2 separate regions of the Homo sapiens genome follow, and region 1 is linked to region 2. Evidence: read pairs that join two places in POLR2A ChIA-PET (ENCODE). Cell type or tissue: K562. All regions are shown on one strand. Each heading gives the region's core, and the rest is flanking DNA. Links, peaks and the distances in the headings are about the cores only. Region 1 overlaps TBL1XR1 (TBL1X/Y related 1). Region 2 has its middle 64 kb from the start of LINC00578.

Region 1 (10,980 bases), core at 4,686-7,185, 270 kb before region 2:
AGTTGCCAGAGCAATCTAAAGACCCCAGCAAGTGCTTTATAAATTAACAAAAACCATGCCATCCTTTGTGCTAGGTAAAGCTTGGCTTGGGGGGTGGGGACATCTTATTTTCTTCAACATCTCCTATCAACCCGAGAGAGAAAAGAGAAAGGAGAGAGGAGGAGAGGAAAGGGAAGAGGGTGAGCAGGATGCAGAGGAGGAGAACAGGAAAAGGAGGAGGTCAACCTTTTTTCCCCAATAGGAATTCAGAAGAGTTTAAACAGAGAAAATCCTCCTATCAACATACTGAAAAAAATCCATCTCTAATAGGAATTATTTCTGGGAATATTTTCACAAATATCTTAACCACTTATTCTGGTTCTTAACTTTTAATAGTTTTTCTTTCAGACTGATACATCATTTCCCACCAAATTCTATAAACCTCAATCAGTTTTTATGCCTCCCTAATTTAGTAAAACTAAAATTGTTGGTAATGAACTACAGAAAATATTTATAAATGTAAGATGTTATTATTTGATTCTTTAAAAAAGTAAAAATTCATTTATCTTCTATTTATTTATCCCCAAAATACACAACAATATTATTTCGGTAAGAAATTTTTTTTAAGAGAGAATCACTCTGACTTCCAGTTAACAATGATAAGCACTTGACATACAGCTAGAATAAACCTTAGAAAGTCCAATTCCATCACCTAAGTTTTATAAGAGTACTGCCAAAAGTCAAAGATTCATAGTATATTCAGGAAATAAAGCAAATGCCAGCTCCCACAGAGTCCACTAGTCTTTCTGCTATATCACATGATTGCCATTTATATTCTACAGTGAAAGGCTTCTTAAAAATCTTTTTAAGTAGATAAGAATGACTCTCCTTAAAATGATTAATTATAACAGGTAGAATCCTAGCCATTTAAATGCACATAACTAAAAAATATTAGGATAAATGCAATACACAAAAACAATCTATTTCAGTGAAATTATGGACAAAAATAGAAGAGCAAAATGCCACTGTTGCATTTTTAACAAGAAAATACTATTCACAAAATTTAGTTCATTTGACAAAACACAAGACCATCACGATATAACAATATTTTTCATCCTGATGACCGTAGCTAAGACGTTTTTAAAACTACAGAACACAGAAATCCTCAGCTGGATGCGGTGGCTCACACCTGTAATCCCAGCACTTTGGGAAGCTCAGGTGGGCGGATCACCTGCGGTCAGGGGTTCGAGACCAGCCTGGCCAACATGGTGAAATCCTGTCTCTTACTAAAAATACAAAAAATTAGCTGGGCGTGGTGGCGCATGCCTGTAATCCCAGCTACCTGGGTGGCTGAGGCAGGACAATCGCTTTAACCTGGGAGGCGGAGGAGGTTGCAGTGAGCGGAGATCACGCCATTGCACTCCAGCCTGGCCAACAAGAACGAAACTCCGTCTCAAAAAAACATAAAAAGAAAAGAAAATAGAAATTTTCAAAAGTAGCAATTTTTCCTTTACAAAATATTCAAAAGTTATTTTTAAATACTTTAAACTACATATATTTAAAAAGAATAAAAAATTTAAAAAAAAAACACTTACTTAGCTTGGGAACACATGTATTTTGTCAAATTGTGAGAAACTTTCAAAATTCTCAAAAGATTCTAAAAACAAGAGAATAAGAAACACTGACATTGGGAGTTGGAGAGTCTTACCATTGGCAGTGCATTGATGTGGGGATGTGCAACTGAATATCCGGTCACCGCCAATCACAAGTTGCTGTTGTTGATGCTGAGGAAAAGGAAAGTAAAGTATTCAATGTGCCCTAAAACAAATTCAGTTTAAAAGATTTTCCATACCAAATGTTACATGTTTGAAATATTCTTTAAGGTCCCCACCAGTGAATTTCTTTCTCCCCCAAGTAATTGTTATCATAAACAACAGCAGCAACTTTTGAGTGCTTAATACTTGGCAAGTCTTTAGAACGTTCATAAGAGGTTGGCACAGTGAACAAAATGAGACTCAAAGAGATTCATCTGCACACAAGTGGTCTCACCACCAGGCAACTCAACTCATGTAAATATTATTGCATTACGGTCCAATTAGTATGTTCATAATCTATAATCATGGGCCACCAAGAATGGCATAAACTTGCATTCTATATTGTTTAATAATAAAGAGAAATATATCATTGGTTTAGAAACAATTTCAATCAAAACTTATTAACTCTGTTCTCTTTAAACTTTATAGGGCTTATCCAGTTTTCTCAATTGCTAAGTCAGGGCACCTTATATTCCACAAACCGTTTGTGTAAATATAAAAGTTAAACTTTGCAGCCAGGCGCGGTGGCTCACGCCTGTAATCCCAGCACTTTGGGAGGCCGAAGCAGGCGGATCACCTGAGGTCAGGAATTCGAGATCAGCCTGGCCAACATGGAGACACCCTGTCTCTACTAAAAATACAAAAATCAGCTGGGCGTGGTGGCGGGCACCTGTAATCCCAGCTACTTGGGAGGCTGAGGCAAGAGAATCCCTTGAACCCAGGAGGCAGAGGTTGCAGTGAGCCGAGACCGCACCACTGCACTCCAGCCTGGGGTACAACAGCGAGACTTTGTCTCAACAACAACAACAACAAAAAAGTTATACTTCACATACCATGTCAGAGGAGACTCTTAGTTGGAACACTGACCAGTACAGTTTCCACCACGGAGTACAGTTTTCTAAAGAGTAAAATCAAGCTGACACCACAGAAAGGAGTTTACTACTATATATGGGAGGTTTAGCTCCTACACCAATTAGGTGAAGTAAGAAGATAACTAAGTAAATGATGATTATGCCACATACACTATCCCACCAATCCCTGGTGCTTCAAAACAGGGCGTGGGCGTGAGCCCCCAAGGTTTGTTGCCTAGAGGCACTTATGAGCTACTCGGTAGGTCCTTTCTAGCACAGACTGAGGAAATGTTCTTTACACATCATGACTAGATACCACTAGGCTCTGTTTACCTCAAGGTCATTTGTTATGAATGTCAATTATTTCAGTATAAAGTTTTTGTCACTTTTTGAGCTAAAGTTATATAGGGCTACTTGTTATCTAAAAATCAATGGAGCATTTTTGTCACAAAACTTTTTGGCATACATGCATTCAATTTATTTATAAATAATTAACATGTACTACTAAATAATGTGTATTTTAAAACACATACAAGAAGTCAGGCACAGAGACTCATGCCTGTAATCCCAGCACTTCGGGAAGCCGAGGCGGGCCGCTTGAGCTCAGGAGTTCGAGACCAGCCTGGGCAGCATGGTGAAATCCCATCACTACCAAATATACAAAAAATCAGCCAGGCATGGTGGCGCATGGCTGTGGTCCTAGCTACTCGGGAGCCTGGGGCACGAGGGTCACTTGAGCCTGGGAGGCAGAGGTTGCAGTGAGCTGAGATGGCCATGCCACTGCATTTCAGTCTGTGTGATAGAGACTCTGTCTCAAACAAACAAGAAAAACTCCCAACATAAGTAAAAGATAGATAAATTATTTATTTACAGTGCTATAATATTTTTGTTCATAACATTCTACATTCTTAATGTCTTAATGATAGTTTTACATCATTAACTAGTATCTAAAGGTACAACTTAATTGTAGAGCAAAGCTCATCAACACCAACAGTGAATAATGTACTTTTTTTTTTTTTGAGACGGAGTCTCACTCTGTCACCCAGGCTGAAGTGCCATGGCACAATCTCAGCTCACTGCAACCTCCACCTCCTGAGTTCAAGTGGTTCTCCTGGTCTCAGCCTCCTGAGTAGCTGGCACTACAGGTACAAGCCACCACGCCTGGCCAATTTTGGTATTTTTAGTAGAGACGGGGTTTCACTATGTTGGCCAGACTGGTCTCGAACTCCTGACCTCAAGTGATCCACACGTCTCCAACTCCCAAAGTGCTGGGATTACAGGGGTGAGCCACTGTGCTGGGCCAAATAATCTACATTTCAAACATCTTTCTTGATAATCCCTAATTTTTTTCAGACATCTATAAAATGATTAGATAATAGCAAGTGAAGAGTTCGTTCTTGTAGTTTAAGTATTGGCTCTGCTATTTTCTTTTTCTTTGGTTTTTTTTTTCTTTGAGACGGAGTCTCGCTGTTGCCCAGGCTGGAGTGCAATGGCGCGACCTCAGCTCACCACAACCTCCACCTCCCAGGCTCAAGTGATTCTCCTGCCTCAGCCTCCCGAGTAACTGGGACTACCGGCACGCGCCACTACACCTGGCTAATTCTGTATTTTTTAGTAGAGACGGGGGTCTCTCCATGTTGGTCAGGCTGGTCCCGAACTCCCAACCTCGGGTGATCTGCCCGCCTCAGCCTCCCAAACTGCTGGGATTACAGGCGTGAGCCACCATGCCCAGCCATGACAATCGCTATTTTTTTTTCAGACATTTGTTAAATGATTAGATCATAGCAAGTGAAGAGTTCACTCTTGTAGTTTAAGTACTGGCTCCGCCATTGGCTTGTTTCTTAACTATTTTGGTTTTAGATGCAATTTTTTTTTTTTGCAAGATTAAGTCATGAGCCTGTTTTGGTGAGGCTTGGTTAAAACTGGGTAATAAAATCTACAAATCTATGTAATTAAACACAAGTGAATACATGCTGTGTTTTAATTGTGTCCCTCAAATTTCATGTGTTGGAGACTTAATCCCCAAATTCATATGTTGATGACATTTGGAGGTGGGGCCTTTGAGAGGAATTAGTATTAAGATAAAGTCATCAGGGTGTAGCCCCCATGATGGGACTGGCCACTTTATAAGAAGAGCAAAAGGGACCTGAGCTGACTCGCTCTTGCCTTCTTGCCATGTGATGCCCTCCAACATGTTATAAAGCAGTAAGAAGGCCCTTCCCACAGGCGGCCCCTCAAGCCTGGACTTTCTAGCCTCTGGAACTATAAGAAATCAATTTATTTTATTCATAAATTACCCAGTCTATGGTATTCTGTTATAACAACAGAAAATGGACTAAGACAAATAAACTTACAATACTAAGCTGAAATAATAGCAATTCCAGGAAACAGAACGAATGAATGAATGTATCACCGGTGCTTTGCGGAACCTCCACTTTTTCCTCCAAATAGCATTATGTACAATATGTTCTACATGACTCTCTTATACTAGAACCAAATGAGGGTACAAATTTGAACCCCTGTATTAACCATTAGAATTTTTTTTTTTACTTTGAAATGAACATAAATAAATGAACATAGAAACTAATAAGATATGGTACACATATAACACACAAACTTACATACATCTACCTTTATAGAATGCTAAATCAGATCATTCTTCCAGTTTCTTTTTCTAACTTTTCGGTCATCAGTGAGTCTCTCATCACCCTCATAGATGTATCTAATCTCAGTTTTCACTAATTACCTTTTCTCTACCTTTGTCTTCATTCATTCATTTAACTTTTCCTATTAATACTACAAGTCGTTAAGGAGAAAGACCACAATAGTGATTTAATAGTTGATGACATGGTTAAAAAGTATTTGATTCTAGGATTTGAAGGGTGAATAAATATGTGAAAAATGGTATACCAACTGCACCTGCAAATTAATCTGGAAAATTTCTAGAAACATACGCAGGACCATATTTTTTTATTTCTTAGATGTTTTCCTAGTCAACTCATTTACCTATGTCCTAGCCATCATGCAATGCATTTATAAAGCACACCACGTAATTAAAATAAACATCTGAATTTTAAAAGATATAGTGATATACTTTACAAAGGAATTACAAAACTTAAGGTGCATTTAAGATAGTCTGACAATGTATATTGAAACTATTGAAACTATTTGTATTAAAGGAATTCAAGTCCAAAACATGTGTGTCCCGTCTATCTGCATTTCTACTTTTACTCAACATTCTCTACTCTCACCACAGCAGATCACTGTGTGCAGTGTTATCTGCACTCTTTGGCTGCCCTGACATTCCTCATTCCTTACCAGAAATGTCCTTCTGACTACGGTTCTGCTCACAAATCTTCCTATCCCTCCTCCAAAGATCAGGCCCAATCAGCTTCCTCCATTAATTATCCACCCCACCATCCAGAGAGAGAAATGAGCCCCAGCTTAACATATCTCCCTTTCCACAACCGCATAGTGCCTTATTCTTCTATCATACCTCTCTGATCAAATTTCTAGAGACCCAGGACTGATTTAATCATCTTGCTGTTCCCTAACAGAACTAAGAATAATGCCTTGAACATACATGATTCTTAAGATATATATGCTGATAAAATGTTAGTGTCTAGATATAGAGAAATAGATATAAACATATTTGAAAATAAAATGCAGTAGACACTGAATTACTGAACAAATAAATCACACTGGGAAGGAAAAACTCACCAGTGGATTGTTACTTTGAAAATGCTTGAGAGAACCTGGTTATATACCAGTAACTTTAACACCACTTCCAGAAGGTGACCAATAAAGGTGGATCTTCCATCATTAACAAGAAACTCAAGAAGTACATGATCAATCACATTATTAGTGTAAAAACTATCACCTCCTTTGTGTACTACATAAACTAAATATATTTACTTCTTGTAATAAAATAAATGGCTGTAAGGTTTGTGTTTTGTCTCCAAACAAAAAGCTTTGCTTCCAAAAATGTATTTCAGAGCATTTTATCTAAAGTAAACGAAGTATTAATTTTAGATAAGGCTTACAGCATAGAAAGACACTGTTGACTTAGCAGACATCTTCTAAGATCTGCCACCTACACACAATTAGGAAGTTTTTTTAACATGGAAAAATTCTAAAGAAAAGCAAATGATATATTTTGACTGTTCTTCAAAAATACTACATTGCAGTCTCTAGAAGTAAATTTATTTAATTTATAGATAACTTTGAAAAGCTAATGGACATTATGGGCCCTTTTCCTAGACAAAGGTACAAACACAATAAAAACTTATTATTTAAGGTAGCAACACACTCTAATCTAGAACCTAGTGGTCAGTAACAAGTTCAAGGAAGTATATCTGGTATCCTTAAAAAATAAAATTATTTTGTTTTAATGTACAGAATTTGGGAAAGTCACCCCATGAATTAAGAGAAAAATATAATCCCAGCACTTTGGAAGGCCAAGGCAGGGAGATCACTTGAGGTCAGAAGGTTAAGACCAGCCTGGCAAACATGGAGAAACCTCATCTCTAATGAAAATACAAAAATTAGCCAGGTATGGTGGCAGATGCCTGTAATCCCAGCTACTCGGGAGGCTGAGGCAGGAGAATCACTTGAACCCAGGAGGCAGAGGTTGCAGTGAGCTGAGATCACATCACTGCATTCCAGCCTGGGTGACAGAGCGAGACTCGGTCTCCAAAAAAAAAAAAAAGAGAGAGAGAGAAATATATAAGAATTCTACCAGAATTGACCCTGCTTAGAAAGATTTTTATTAAATTAACTCCCAGGAAAAGTCACAGAAAAAGTTCAAATTAAATTGCTTAGCACATGATTGAAAGCACAATTAAGAAAGAAACAAAAACAGTATTACCTCCTAATGGAACAATTAAATATATACATATTTGTAAATCAGAGTTTCAACTGAATCTTCTTAATCCGTTTTACAAAAAGGAATGTTAGTATGTTATCTCCAACAACATACTACGCATACGTCAAAGCCTCTAAGCATTACATCCTCCACTGTCCTCACCCGATCCTCATTTCCCATGGAATTACACATACAGATAATATTCTAGACAGCCAGAAGGTAAGGCAGGTGAAAAGCAGAAGGAGCTATAACAGCAGGGATATCTTAAGTGACTCTGAGATCAGACTCACTGTCAGATCACGCACAGCTTTGCAATTACTGCCTATGTTTTCATTTCCCATTGTTACTTAAGCGATTAGGGGAAAAATGATTCAAAAGTTATCTGACACCAATTTTTAAAAATAAGCTATTCTCAAGACCACATACTCACATAAAAAGAAAACAATTTAAACATGCACTGGTGTCTAATCACCTAATTACTACCTTAGTTGAATTAGTTTCACTGGTAACATCACATGTCATTGAATTTTATGTTAAGATTATACAAAAATAAACTATTGTGCAAGAATAAAACAAAAAACTCTCAAGTATTTCTAAATTTTTCTGTCACAGGGTAAGCAATGCAATTAAAGACAACAGCACAAACTCTCTTACAATGACCCACAGAGTTCTTAAAATTAAAGGTTGGTTTGAACAGTTTCTAATGCTAACATAAGTCAAGTGTATTACTTAGGCACTAACGCCTATGCATCAAAAGCTTCCGGTTCACAAACCTTCAGTGATAGGGATTTTGAACATGAGAAAAAGCTTACACTCCAAATTTACGGATACTTGAAAACTAATATAAAAATGTATCTATGATTTTAAGTTATTTTTTCTTTAAAGTGAGTAGAGCATTAATGTGTAACTATAACTGTTTTCCCCAAAATGTTATTAAATTAATGGTGTAACTTACAGTGCCTTTGAAATACGACAGATATGACACTGTTTTCTTGTTTACATAAAGTTTGATAGCTGCTAAACCCTTTGTTAAAAAAGCAGTTTGGAAGAAAGAAACAAGTGTGGGGGGCCGAAGGAGGGGTGGACCAGTAGAAACAGCAACGAAGATCTAAGAAATAATATGAAGGGGGGATATCAAGCTTTGTTGCCTAAGACCACACAGGTGGGTACACTGGCACTTAAGTTAGAAAAGAAAACTGACATTCCTACATCTTAATAGATTTCTCACTCTTCCTAAGGTTTGAATATCTGATTCAAGGTATTAAGAATCTGAATAGCTAATTAGGCTACAACACACAAATCATTCAGTTGAACACATTTCCAATAGAAATGAGAATGGCTCTGCCAAGAAGACTGTCTTTGATTAGCTCTGTCCTACAGAAATGCCCCAGATTAGAACCTAACTATGACGTGGTGAGCCCCTCACTCAGATGTAATTGGTCTAGGGTAGGATCTACATCACTTGCATTTAAAATCCTCCCCACCCACCCCGTGTCAGTGTGTGGGTGTGTGTGTGCATGTGTGTGATTCCAATGGGGACTGAGAACCACTGGGTGGGGGTGGGAAGGGAAGGGACAGGATGGAGAATTTTACTAGTCAGGTCTAATTATTAACCTAAGGCAGGAGAGTCGCTTCTTTCAAATACTAAATTGCAAAGTGAGAGGTGTTCAGAACTAGAGGGAGAAATATGTTAATACTACATCGGACTAAATTAAGTGGTTTATTAATCTAATTTTAAGATTAATGATGACAAACAAAAGATAAACTCAATCTGTCTCCCAAAAATGAACAGAAAAGTAAGGACAATGATAATGAAGACACCATAAACAGAAAGGGGCCTAAAAAGACTTCAAAACATAATAACAAAAAAAAGAAGAAAATGCATAAAAAACACATAAAGCCCAAATGAGCCTCAGCTATGTGTGACAAAATTTTAAGTAGTAGGCAGAAGTTATAGAAAGGTATTTTTTTCCTATTCAATATAAAGGGAAACCATCGCGCAAATCAATGACAATGTTCAAACAAAATCTGGATATGTGATTCATCAAGGAAGTTCTAGTGGGCACTTAGGCAAATGAGCTGAAGTTTGTTCTACGTGCGCCCCATCCCTTTCTAACTTAGCACTCAAGTGTATTATCAGCGCCAGCACTAGCTTCTGCAGTACCTTTGTGCAAATTAGACTCTAGCAAAATAAATTACAAAAAGGAAGCCACGTGGTATCGGAGGTTAAGAGCCTGGAATTGTGGAGCCACACAGGTGGGTTTGGACTCCCTGGCTCTGACTCTTAGTAACTAGATAACCTCTCTCAGTGCCTTCGCTTTTTCATCTGTAAAATAAGTTAGGAGAGTGGAATAAAAAGTGCTAATCAGTGCCTAGCATAGTAATAAGACATAATGCATATTAAATAACAGAAATAAATTGTTATAAAGGAAGCTCCTTCCTCTGTGAAGACAGTCCGCTAACAGGGAAACAGCTTGGCCTGGATTTCAGTGCCCACTTTTCCCTTGGCTGTGTACCTCTGTGCAGGACACAAACTGCCCATTCAGATTCTGCCGTCCTGTGTGCTACTAAGGCTATTGAATCCAGGTACATTATGTCTTTTAGTGAATTAACACAACAGCATTACTACTAAAAAAAAAAATTATCATTTATAAAACTTTTTAATTACAACAGATTTGGAATATGCCCACAGTAGTCATCCTGACTAGCATAACCTCACAGTGATAATGAACACCTTCTAAATGAAGCAGTTCTTCAAACACTCTTCACAACTAAACAGCTTCAATTTTTACTTTGTAATAGAATGCAATAGGCCTCTTTAAAAAAAAAATTAAGAATATGTCAGCGGATAATTACTAAACTGAAAACTGTCATTCTGAAGTGCTTTGGACACACAAAAAATATACACACTTACATTAAACTAGATATTAGGTTCAGAATTCTGAAATGTTATGTTTCTATTTATCCACTACTGATGAACTCAAAGAGTCGCTCTTATGTGTCCTTACAGAAAACATTTCCTTACAGATTCACGTGAAAAAAAGTTTTCAAATTGGTTTCTTTAATTTCATATTTTGAAAGTTGGCATAATCTAGACAGTATCAGCAAATGCTTTTCCTTCAGTAAATTAAAACAAATATTTCATTTAACTACCACATTCCAATCAAAATAGCTGCCAGAAATACATTCATTTATGAAATCAAGGTTGTATGGGGGTTTTTTTAGTGGAATATTCTTAATTCTGGAGAATGCCAAGTTCTCATCCGGTGTTGGTTTGCCAAAATGCTTTCAATTTAACTTGTTCACCAAACTTAAAATGATACATTCGAACCAGCAAACACAAGCTGTGTTATCTGCCTGACCCATTCAAGGAGCCACTTCTGGTTCACACACACATAGATACACCATCCGGGGATCATGAAACGAAACTACCTTTCTTAAGATCTCATATATTATATATATTTCAATACAG
Region 2 (10,980 bases), core at 3,098-5,597:
ATTAATAATCAATTAATTAATGTTACAAATCCACACATGTAGTTCTTTTTAAGCTTTTAAGTTCAGTTTATAAATCTTATTTTTCTGTTTATAAATCGAGCAAATTTTAACAATCATTTTTAAAGCAGCCTTTGACTAATATTTGGTCCTTTTCACAAACTTAAATAAACAGCCTGGAACACTTTAAATTTCATTTATGATTTAAATGTGCTTGATTTTCCTTTTATAGACTTTAGTTGCTTGCTTTAGCTAACAGACCTTTTCTAAGTATTTAAATAACTGTTGTAAATCTAACAAATCAAATTCAGCTATGGGAACACTAAAATCTCTTAAATCTTCCAATATTATATCATTAAAATTGTGTAAATCTAAACTCTAAATCAATAACTCAATCATATATTTTAAGGTGGAATTACAGGGCTGAACTGTTACATGAAGAGGCCAAAGTCTCATGTGACTTTTTAAATTCCAAATATTCACATATCCCTTAATAACAAAATTATAAAGATTACAGGTTTTTTTTTTTATTAAGCATTTATCAACTCAATTTCCAAAATTTATGGGAATTAAAGGATGCTTATCTGGCTGGTCATGATAGCACATGCCTGTAATCCCAGCACTTTGGGAGGCCGAGATGGGAGGATTGCTTGAGGCCAGGAGTTTGAGACCAGCCTGGTCAACACAGTGAGACCGTGTCTCTATAAAAATGTCAAAAAAATTTTTTTAAAAAGATGCTTATCTATTATGAAGCAAATGTATTACCCTGATGAATTTTGAGGATTGCCCTCAGTCTTAGTCAGTTCCAGCTGCTATAACAAATTGCCATAGACTGGGTGTGTTAAATAACAGAAACTTTTCTCACAGTTCTGGAGCTGGAAATCTAAGATCATGGCACCAGCATAGTAAGGGTCTTGGCAAAGGTCGTCTTCCTGGTTTACAGACGACAGTGTTTTCATTGTACCCTCACTTGGTGGAGAAAGAGATCATTTCTCTAATGTCTCTTATAAAGTCACCAATCCCATTCATAATCTAATTACCTACCTAAGGCCCCACCTTTAAAATATCATCACATTGGAGATTTAGGCCTCAACATATGAATTTTGGAGGGACACAAAATACTTAGTTTGCATCACCTTTCTACTTGATTATGGGAGTTGCCTTCTTGGCTTGTTGAAGGCACTTAATGCCTGGAGAAGATGGCCTGGGTATTAGTAGAGTGTCGTGTAGAACTAAAATGTTCTGGCAGGCTTCTTTTCATAGTTGCTGGGTAAATGGCCTCCATTTGGGGTGATCCGATGTCCACTAGGTTCGACTGAAGCTTTTCCTAGTTTTGTCTGTCAGGGAAGTCTGCTACTTAACTGGCTTTTAGATATGCAATCTGCAATATCTAATTGTACCAAGTTAAGGCAAGGGCTCAGGAAGCAGCCATGCTGGACTGGATTTTTCATTTTTTTGGCTCTTAAGATACGTAAATTGTAAGATCACAAATCTTAAGATCTGAACCTTAAATTGTAGATCTTTGCATCCAACTCTTATAATCTTTGAACTGGATAGAATTAGGCATTCTTTTAATATGTTTCTTGTCTAAAAAAAGCCACAAGTTTTACACATTAAAATATTATCCAGTTGAATTAGGAATGTCTCTTGGCTTTGACTGGCACAGCAGTCACAGTGTCTGAGCACGTTCTATTACTAGATGTGAACTGGGCATAGGTTTATGAAATAAAATCTAGAAATGGGCACTGTACAAACCAATGATTATTACTTGCTCTGATTCACCCGTGCTGCAGTGGGGAACAGAAAACTAACAGCAGAGCAGGATGCCGCCCCAGCTAAGCCTGTTATAACTATAGAAAGTCTACAAAAGGACAGAGGCAGGCTTCCTCTGGGACTTCATCTAGAGGTCAGGAAAGAGGCTTCTATCTTACAGGGTAATTTTCATAGTATGGGGTTCCTGTCTGCCTTGTTTAGGGTAATATCCTCAATGCCCAGAACAATGCATTGCAAGCCATTAATAAAAATATTCTGAATGGATGGATTGATGGATGGATGGCAGGCTGTACCAGGCAGGCCCTCTCCTGTGCATGTAAAGGACATGTGTAGAGGAGATTGTTTATATAGCTACCATTTGACATGGAGCTAGAACCCAGTAAACTGCAAAATTCACGAGTGGAGCAGAAGCAGCTGGTTTACTCAGAAATACCTGAGATGTTTTTATAAACACTCAAGGTAATACAACAACAACGGCAACAACAAAGTAAAAACCCCAGAGCCTTGCTGCCATGGGCAAAGAGGCTTTGTTTTTGAGACGAAGTCTAGCTCTTATCCCCCAGGCTGGAGTGCAATGGCGCGATCTTGGCTCACTGCAACCTCCACCTCCCAGGTTCAAGCGATTCTCCTGCCTCAGCCTCCTGAGTGGCTGGGATTACAGGCATGTGCCACCACGCTCGGCTAATTTTTGTATTTTAAGTAGAGACAGAGTTTCACCATGTTGGCCAGGCTGGTCTCGAACTCCTGTCCTCAGGTGATCCTCCTGCCTCAACCCCCCAAAGTGCTGGGATTACAGGAGTGAGCCACCGCGTCCGGCCACAAAGAGGCTTGAATGATGTGATGAGTATGATATGTGAATCACAATTTTAAAAAGCGATCATGGTTCAGTCATTTTCTGATATTTTCTTATGGGCATGGACGAGTGTAACCTATGCCTGTGACACCAATGAGGACAGACAGGCAAGCAGGATGCCCTGTTCTTGCTTGTGATAACTGAAATAGCAAGTTTCCAGTCTGGTTTTCTCCCTAGGCTCTCTTAAATGCCATCATAAGTATCACTGCAGACAAGGAGCAAACTGGGTATAGAGATTGTCTCCAACACAGCAGATGGATTCCTGTTTTCTTACTATATTCACTGCTGTATCATTATGGGGGAAAGCAGTTGAACAAGGAGCAGACATACGAAATAAAGTCTTTGTTACCTATAGGCAAATAAGTACATTAATTTTGTGAGATGTTTCGAGAAGAGGAATGATAGGAATCACATCCTAGTGTGTGTGGGTATGGGAGACAGATTAAAAGGCATTCCTAGGAGGAGCAAAGATTTCAGGAGCTACTAAATGATAAAATGTGAGATCCTAATCAGAAAGATGGTACTTTATGTATAGGATTGAGCCTGAGAAAAATTATGGAAGGGTTGTATGAGTGATTTGGAGGGGGAGGGGATTGGAAAGTACAGAGGGGACTCCTGGGGAACGAGAGAACTTGCTTTTGTTCAGAAGCATTAGTCTTTAATGTTGAGGGCATTTGAAAAGACCTAGAATGTAAATCATATTAAAAATCAAATCAGCAGGTTTGTTTTTTTTTTTTTTTTTTTTTTTTTTTTGAGACGGAGTCTCGCTCTGTCGCCCAGGCTGGAGTGCAGTGGCGCATTCTCGGCTGACTGCAAGCTCCGCCTCCCGGGTTCATGCCATTCTTCTGCCTCAGCCTCCCGAGTAGCTGGGACTACAGGCGCCCGCCACCACGCCTGGCTAATTTTTTTTTTTTTTGGATTTTTAGTAGAGACGAGGTTTCACCAATCACAGGATGGTCTCAATCTCCTGACCTTGTGATCCACCCGCCTCAGCCTCCCAAAGTGCTGGGATTACAGGCGTGAGCCATCACACCCAGCCGTATTTTTTTTTTTTTTTTGAGATGGAGTCTTGCTCTGTCACCCAGGCTGAAGTGCACTGGCACAATCTCAGCTCACTGCAACCTCCACCTCCCAGGTTCAGGCGATTCTCCTGCCTCAGCCTCCTGAGTGGCTGGGACTACAGGCGTACGCCACCACGCCCAGCTAATTTTTGTATTTTTAGTAGAGACGGTGTTTCACCATGTTGCCCAGGCTGGTCTCAAACTCCTGACCTTTAAGTGTTCTACCCACCTCGGCCCCCCAAAGGGCTGGAATTACAGGCATGAACCACTACGCCCGGCCAAGTATTTTTCTTTTTTTTCTTTGAGCATCAGTTGCATGCACGGCACTGAAACATTCTGTGTTTTTCCCCTTTTGTTTCATGTTCATGGTTGCTTCTCCTGAACGTGCACAGATGAGAAAAGAGGAGTTAGACTATGTCTGCATATCTTTGGCCATTTTTTATCAAGGGGGCACAGATAGTCAAAGACTGAGCCAGCCTTGAAAAACAATGCATTTGTGGACTCTCCTCTATCACTATTTTTATTCCTATAAACGAAAACTTCAGTACTATGATACAGTAGCTATAACGTTCCCTACAGCTCTTCACAATATGGCAATTACTGAAATGGTTTCTTTCTCATTATGCAGCCCCAAAGCAGTGAGATCATGAGGTAGGCAGCAAGAGAAAACAATATTTAATTTGTCCTAAAGGACAGGTGCCATGGGAATAAAAATATTCTCCTTTCCCCTGAGGTTTAAATACGTGGACACAACCAAAAAATGCAGGAGTGATACTGCACACCAAACAAGCCCGAACGTAATCGCCTAATTAAATCATTTTCATCTAATGAATATAAGCAACAAAATAAACTGGCATAGCAGCGAGTCAGGGAGTGATTCCAATGGAAGCAACTGCAGAGGTGGTGTGGCCGTGCCGGGACTTGCAGAGCTTTTCTGCTTATTTTCAAGTGACGCCCGTGTTGGCACCTTAGCTCCAGGTGAGTGGGTCTGAGAAGGCGGCTCTGTCTGGCAGTCTCCCAAACAGGGTTGGACTTCCTATGCACCTTCACCTTTTGCCTGGGGAAAGCTGGGTTTTACCCGAGAATGCTGGGGAACATAGGCTGGGCTAAGTGTGTTCCCTAGGGCTATATAGGGGTTTCCCCCGCTGGCCTGGAGTTTGTCAATAATATTTACAAAGACAAATCCCAGGTTCCTTGATCTTGATAACGGTAGATGGAAAAAGTTTATGGTGTTATTCTGTGTTGCTTTAACATGAGATCAACAATGAGTTGCCTTCCGTCTCAAGATGATAAGGGATATTTTGGAAACATTTTGAGAACAATTTTTTAGCCTTTACCATCTTGTTTGACTTCTCCCTTTAAAACTATCTTCTTGGCCTGGTGCAGTGGCTCATGCTTGTAATCCCAGCACTTTGGGAGGCCGAGGCGGGTGGATCATTTGAGGTCAGGAGTTCAAAACCAGCCTGGCCAACATGGTGAAACCCCGTCTCTACTAAAAATACAAAAATTAGCCAGGTGTGGCGGTGAGTGATTGTAATCCCAGCTACTAGGGAGGTGGAGGAAGAAGAATCCCTTGAGCCTGGGAGGCGGAGGTTATAGTGAGCAGAGATTGCTCCACTGCACTCCAGCCTGGGAGACAGAGTGAGACACCGTCTCAAAAACAAAAAACATAAAACATCTTCTTTGCCTCTTGCCCCACCTATAGAAAAAAAAGGAAAAAACAAACAAAAAACTAAAATAAGTTGACCACGAGGACAACTTAGTGCATTTTACAATGGAAGAAACAGTGATTTTGGAACTATTCTGACATGTATTGACTGACAACTGGATTCTACCACTCACTGGTTCTGTGACCATGGACAAGTTCAGATTCCTCGTCTGTAAAATGGGAATGATAAAGCAGATTCAATGAGACAGTGTATGAAACGTGTAGATAGAGCTGTTCTTCAAGGAAGATCGGTTTCCTTGGCTGGGAGGTGCATACTCTATTTACGGACGGACATCCCTTACTTTCTAGATGCTTCTGTGACAGGGGATTCCCATCTTGTCACGTAGGCAGGAAAGTCCCTTCTTACTATGTGGATTCTAGGGGTGTGAGAAGATTTCTTTTCTCACCACTGTGGCAGTGAGGGTTAGGGGAGTCCCTTTTCACCCCTTTATTTATTTTTTATTTTTTGTTTTTCTTTTGAGACAGAATTTCGCTCTTGTTGCCCAGGCTATAGTGCAATGGCAAGATCTCGGCTCACTGCAACCTCTGCCTCCCGGGTTCAAGTGATTCTCGTGCCTCAGCATCCTGAGTAGCTGGGATTACAGGTGCCCGCCACCATGCCTGGCTAATTTTTGTATTTTTAGTAGAGATGGGGTTTCATCGTGTTGGTTGGCCAGGATGGTCTCGAACTCCTGACCCCAAGTGATCCACCCACCTCTGCCTCTCAAAGTGCTGGGATTACAGGTGTGAGCCATTGCGCCCGGCTTTAATACTGATGGAAAAGAGGGGAAAGAAAGGGTGGAAAAAGTCACTTCTGGGAAATGTAGTGCAGAGCTTGATGGGAGTGGAGGCAGACTCCGTTCTTGCCATGTGTTTTGTGCTTCTGAAGGGGAGAGGGCTGGTCTATTTCTAGTGCATATTTCACTATAGGCTGACTCCTCCCTGTCTTGTGCTGTTTCCCACTTACCCCCCACACATCTTTTAAAATCGGTAATATCAACACTTCCCTGGGTTCTTGCTCCTGTACCTCTCCTCTTTTTAGCCATTAATCTTCATTTGTGTTTGCAGAATATGCCAGTAATGTGGAAACAATCTTATTTCTAGCTAAGGGAGATTTGAGAAACTTTGCTTCGGCTCTCATATATAACACACAGGAAAGTCACAACCCTCACCCTTGTGGAGTCTGCTGCCTAGTGGACAGAAGTGAATATATGGGCACAGGTGTGAGGGAGGAGAAGCCTTGGGCCTTTGGGCAGCCAGGCGACTTACAAAAGAAGACGCAGAGTTGACAGTTGGATTTAAAGTGTTTGTGCCAGTCAGGCACAGTGGCTTACTCCTGTAATCCCAGCACTTTGGGAGGCTGAGGTGGGTGGATCACTTGAGGTCAGGAATTTGAGACCAGCCTGGCCAATGTGGTGAAACACCGTCTCTACTAAAAATACAAAAATTATCTGGGCGTGGTGGTGTGCACTTGTAGTCCCAGCTACTCAGGAGGCTGAAGCAGGAGAATCGTTTGAACCCAGGAGGTGGAGGTTGCAGTGAGCCGAGATTGCGCCATTGCACTCCAGCCTGGGCAACAGAGTAAGACTCTGTCTCAAAAAAAAAAAAAAAAAAAAAAAAAAAAGGAAGCAGTTGTTGTCAATCTTGACAGCATATAAGAAAGCTATGTGGAATCTTTTAAAATATACTATGCCAGGATCATACCTCCACAGATTCTGATTTCAGAATCAATATAGAAGGGAATCTGGGCATCAGGGTTGTATAAAGGTCATAGGTGATTTTAATGTGCGGCCATGTTTGAGAATCACTTACTGCTCTACTCTTCTTTCCCTTTCCTTTTCTCCTCTCTCCTTCCTTTTTTTTTTTTTTTAACTGTAATCTAGTGGTTCTCAACCTGAGCTATACATTAGAATTACCTGAGGAGATACAGAAAATTCAGATGCCCATGCTATGTATGCCCAGACCAATCAAATAGGAGTTTCTAAAGGTGGAACTCAATAATTCATAAATTTCTTTTCTTTTTTTTTTTTTTGGAAGCAGGGTCTCTTTCTCTCACCCAGGCTGGAGTGCAGTGGCACAATCTTGGCTCACAGCAGCCTCAGCCTCCAGGGCTCAAGGGATCCTCCTGCCTTAGCTTCCTGAGTAGCTGGGACTACAGGCATGCACCACTGTGTCCAGCTAATTTTATTTATTTTTTTGTAGAGATAAGGTCTCTCTATGTTGCCCAGGCTGGTCTTGAACTCCTGGGCTCAACTGGTCCTCCCGCCTCTGCCTCCCAAAGTACTGGGATTACAAATGTGAGTCACTGTGTCTGGCTAAACATCCATAAATTTCAAGACTGGTTCAATTGTACAGCTCAGATTGAGAGGAAGATTGGAGGAACTAGATGCTCTGTGACTGTCAGGTAGAGACCAAGTTAGCAAAGCAGACTGAGAGGTGAGATTAGCACAGAAACTGGGAGAAGAGGGGGTACTTAGGTGTTTGGTATAAATGGAGCCTTCAGTATAACGTTGATGAGAAGTAATGATAATGTTTCATTCCTGACTTTAAAGAGGATACTACCAACATTTTCTGATAATAGGTACTATGCCTAAGAAGATCACTTCTGTTCTCTTACTATGAGTTTGTATTATGTTGAATTTTATCAAATTCTATTCCTGCATTTATTAAAATGGTCATATGGTTTTCTTTTCTTTTTTTTTTTTGAGATGTAGTTTCACCCTTGTCGCTCAGGCTGGAATGCAGTGGCATGATCTCGGCTCACTGCAACCTTTGCCTCCCAGGTTCAAGTGATTCTCCTGCCTCATCCTTCTGAGTAGCTGGAATTACAGGTGCCTGCCACCTTACCTGGCTAATTTTTGTATTTTTAGTAGTGATGGGGTTTCGTCATGTTGGCCAGGCTGGTCTCGAACGCCTGACCTCAGGTAATCCATCCACCTCGGCTTCCCAAAGTGCTGGGATTACAGGCGTGAGTCACTGTGCCCAGCAATGGTTTTCTTTTTTAATCTGTTAATGCATTGAACCACATTATAGATTTTTCTGATATTAAACCATCCCTGCATTCCTGAGATAATTGCAACTTGATTATGGGATGTTATTTTTTATCTATACTATTCCAATTGGCTTTGCTAGTAATTTGTTTAAAATTTTTGCATCTTTATTTATGAACTAAAAAGGCCAAAATTTACCCCTTTTCTAATGTCTGCATGACTTTGGTATCAGTTTTATGCTGATTGTGTAAAATGATTTGGTGGCATATTTCCTAGAAGAAATTGTGTAAGACAGATGATTTTTTTCTTGAAAAATTGGGAGAATTTTTGCATGAAGCCATCTGAGATTGGCATTTCATTGTGGAAATACTTGAAGATATTGCTTTAACTTCTTTAATAGTTACAATTATATTTTTGTATACTTTGTATTTTTTATTTATATTTTATATTTATTATTTTAAATATATATTATTTATAATTATTTATTATAGATATTTATTATATAAAATATTTATAATATATTTTAAAAATGTATTTTAACATATAATATATTAATATAATAATATATAATATAATTAATATATAATACAGTAATATAATATATAATATAATAATTATATTATATATAGTAGTCTACATAATTATTATATTATTTATAATAATACTCTATATAATTATTATATTATATAATAATATTCTATATAATTATTATATTATATAATAATATTCTATATAATTATTATATTATATATAATAATAGTCTATATAACTGTATATAATATAACATTAGAAATAGATGCAGGTGTAAGAGGTTGGGAACTAGAAAAATACATCTTTCAGAGCCTGCTTTCAGCAAAAATACAAAGTATACAAAATACATAATATATAAAAAAATATAAATATAAATATATAAATATATAAAAATATATTTATATATTATATATAAAATATAAAATGCATATAAATATATTATGTAAATATAAATATTATATAATATATTTATATGTATTTTAAATATATATTTTATATATTTTTGTATCCCTTGTATTTTTGCTGAAAACAGCCTCTGAAAGATGTATTTTTCTAGTTCCCAACCGCTTACACCTGCATCTATTTCTAATGTTTGCCAGCCAAATCTCTTGCTAGCTCCATTTTTTTAAAATTAACATTTATTCTCAACATGCCGAAAAATAGCTTCTGTTGCTTTGACAAGGTTGCTAATGAATCTTCATGATGCTGACTGAACAGGATTCTTTTTTAGTTTTTTTTTCAAACTTCATGCTTTATTTTGAGACTATTTACCAACCACTTCTTTCTGAAACTTTCTACTGCCTGGTATGTTTGACAAAATTCTTTCCTGATATCCTCCTAACTCTCTGATTATATTCTAAATATCTCCTTCCTAATCCCTTTCCTCTTTCTCTCCTCATGGTGTGAATATATTGACATTTGCAGGTTTCCATTCTTACACCACTGCTCTTTTCATTCTATACAGTCTCCTCAGAAAATCTCATCTACTCTTATTTAAATTTTACCCAGGGGTACATAAAATTTTATGGAGTCTGAAGCTTATAAAATTTTGGAGCTTCTCTGTAAGAAAAATATATAAAATTAAGTACAAGTCCTCATCTTGGAAGTAAGGGGCATGAAAGTTAAACTTCATTAAAATTACAGTAAATGTCCCTCTGTCTATATTTCCCAAGTTGGAATATGTTTTTTGACCTCTTTCCTAAAGGTTCCTTTAAGATTTGTAAATGAAATTATTTATTGAACTTATCTGTCCCACAGTGGGACTTAAGATGTCCTACAGTATGGAGGTTTCAAAACATGGCTGCAAAACTATATGAAATGCCTCCTATTGAGAAGTGGGGTCTATGTCTCTCGTTTTGAGCCTGGGCTTTATGACTGCTTGATCAGTAGAATATAGTGCAAGTAATATGGTGTCAGGTTCAAGCCTCGAGAAGCTGATGGCTTCCATTTGCTGTGTTTTGGGATGTTTGCTTTTGGACCCCGGACACCATGCTGTGAAAAAGTCAGAGAGCCACATGGAGAACCCACATATAGGTGTTGGAGCAGACAGCCTGGCAGAGGTCCCAGCAGGCGGCCAGCACCAACTTGCCAGCTGTGTGCGAGTGAGCTGTCTTGGAACTGGAGCATCCAGCTTCAGGTCAAGCTGCCCTGATTGATACCACATGGAGTCGAGGTGAGATTTCCCCACTGAGCTCGGCCCAAATTGCTAATTGGTAAGATAAATGTGATTGCTATTTTAAAACCTTGAGTTTTGGGGTGGTTCGTCACGCAACACTAGATAGCTAGAACACACAGACACCTCAACTTGTTCCTTCCCCTATGTGTCTAATCATAATTAATGATGGTGTCAGTGACACTGTTACCCATACATTATGTGAGCATTTACTCTAATTTTTCCTATTCCCTCATATCTAATTAATCACTAAGTTAGGTAGTTTCAGATTTTACTTCTTACATATTTCTCCCATCTACTTCTTCTCTATCCTTTTGTTAGTAGTGCCCTCTGTATCTTTTAATGTTTTGCAGGAGACTCGTAATGTATTTTCCCGTATTTGTCTTTGCCCTGCT

The links. ChIA-PET counts read pairs that join two places held together with the same protein. Peaks named below come from ENCODE experiments on the same cell type or tissue, not always from the same donor. Only the 100,000 strongest peaks of a DNase experiment are listed, where the experiment ranks them.
Region 1: POLR2A ChIA-PET joins it to region 2 with 5 read pairs; 3 of 35 experiments call an interaction of 5 or more read pairs at or near these places.

What each region holds. Positions count from the first base shown.
Region 1 is chr3:177,096,779-177,107,758 of GRCh38, forward strand. It overlaps TBL1XR1 (TBL1X/Y related 1), which reads right to left. Exons shown (of 16, transcript NM_024665.7): 2 at 1,688-1,763. Among named protein-coding and RNA genes, the nearest start is that of TBL1XR1-AS1, 65 kb to the left of the region's middle. In K562, for the core only: no CTCF peak of the experiment used is centred there; a DNase peak (open chromatin) is centred at 6,023.
Region 2 is chr3:177,372,648-177,383,627 of GRCh38, forward strand. No RefSeq gene overlaps it. Among named protein-coding and RNA genes, the nearest start is that of LINC00578, 64 kb to the right of the region's middle. RefSeq lists an enhancer at 5,620-5,799. In K562, for the core only: no CTCF peak of the experiment used is centred there; no DNase peak of the experiment used is centred there.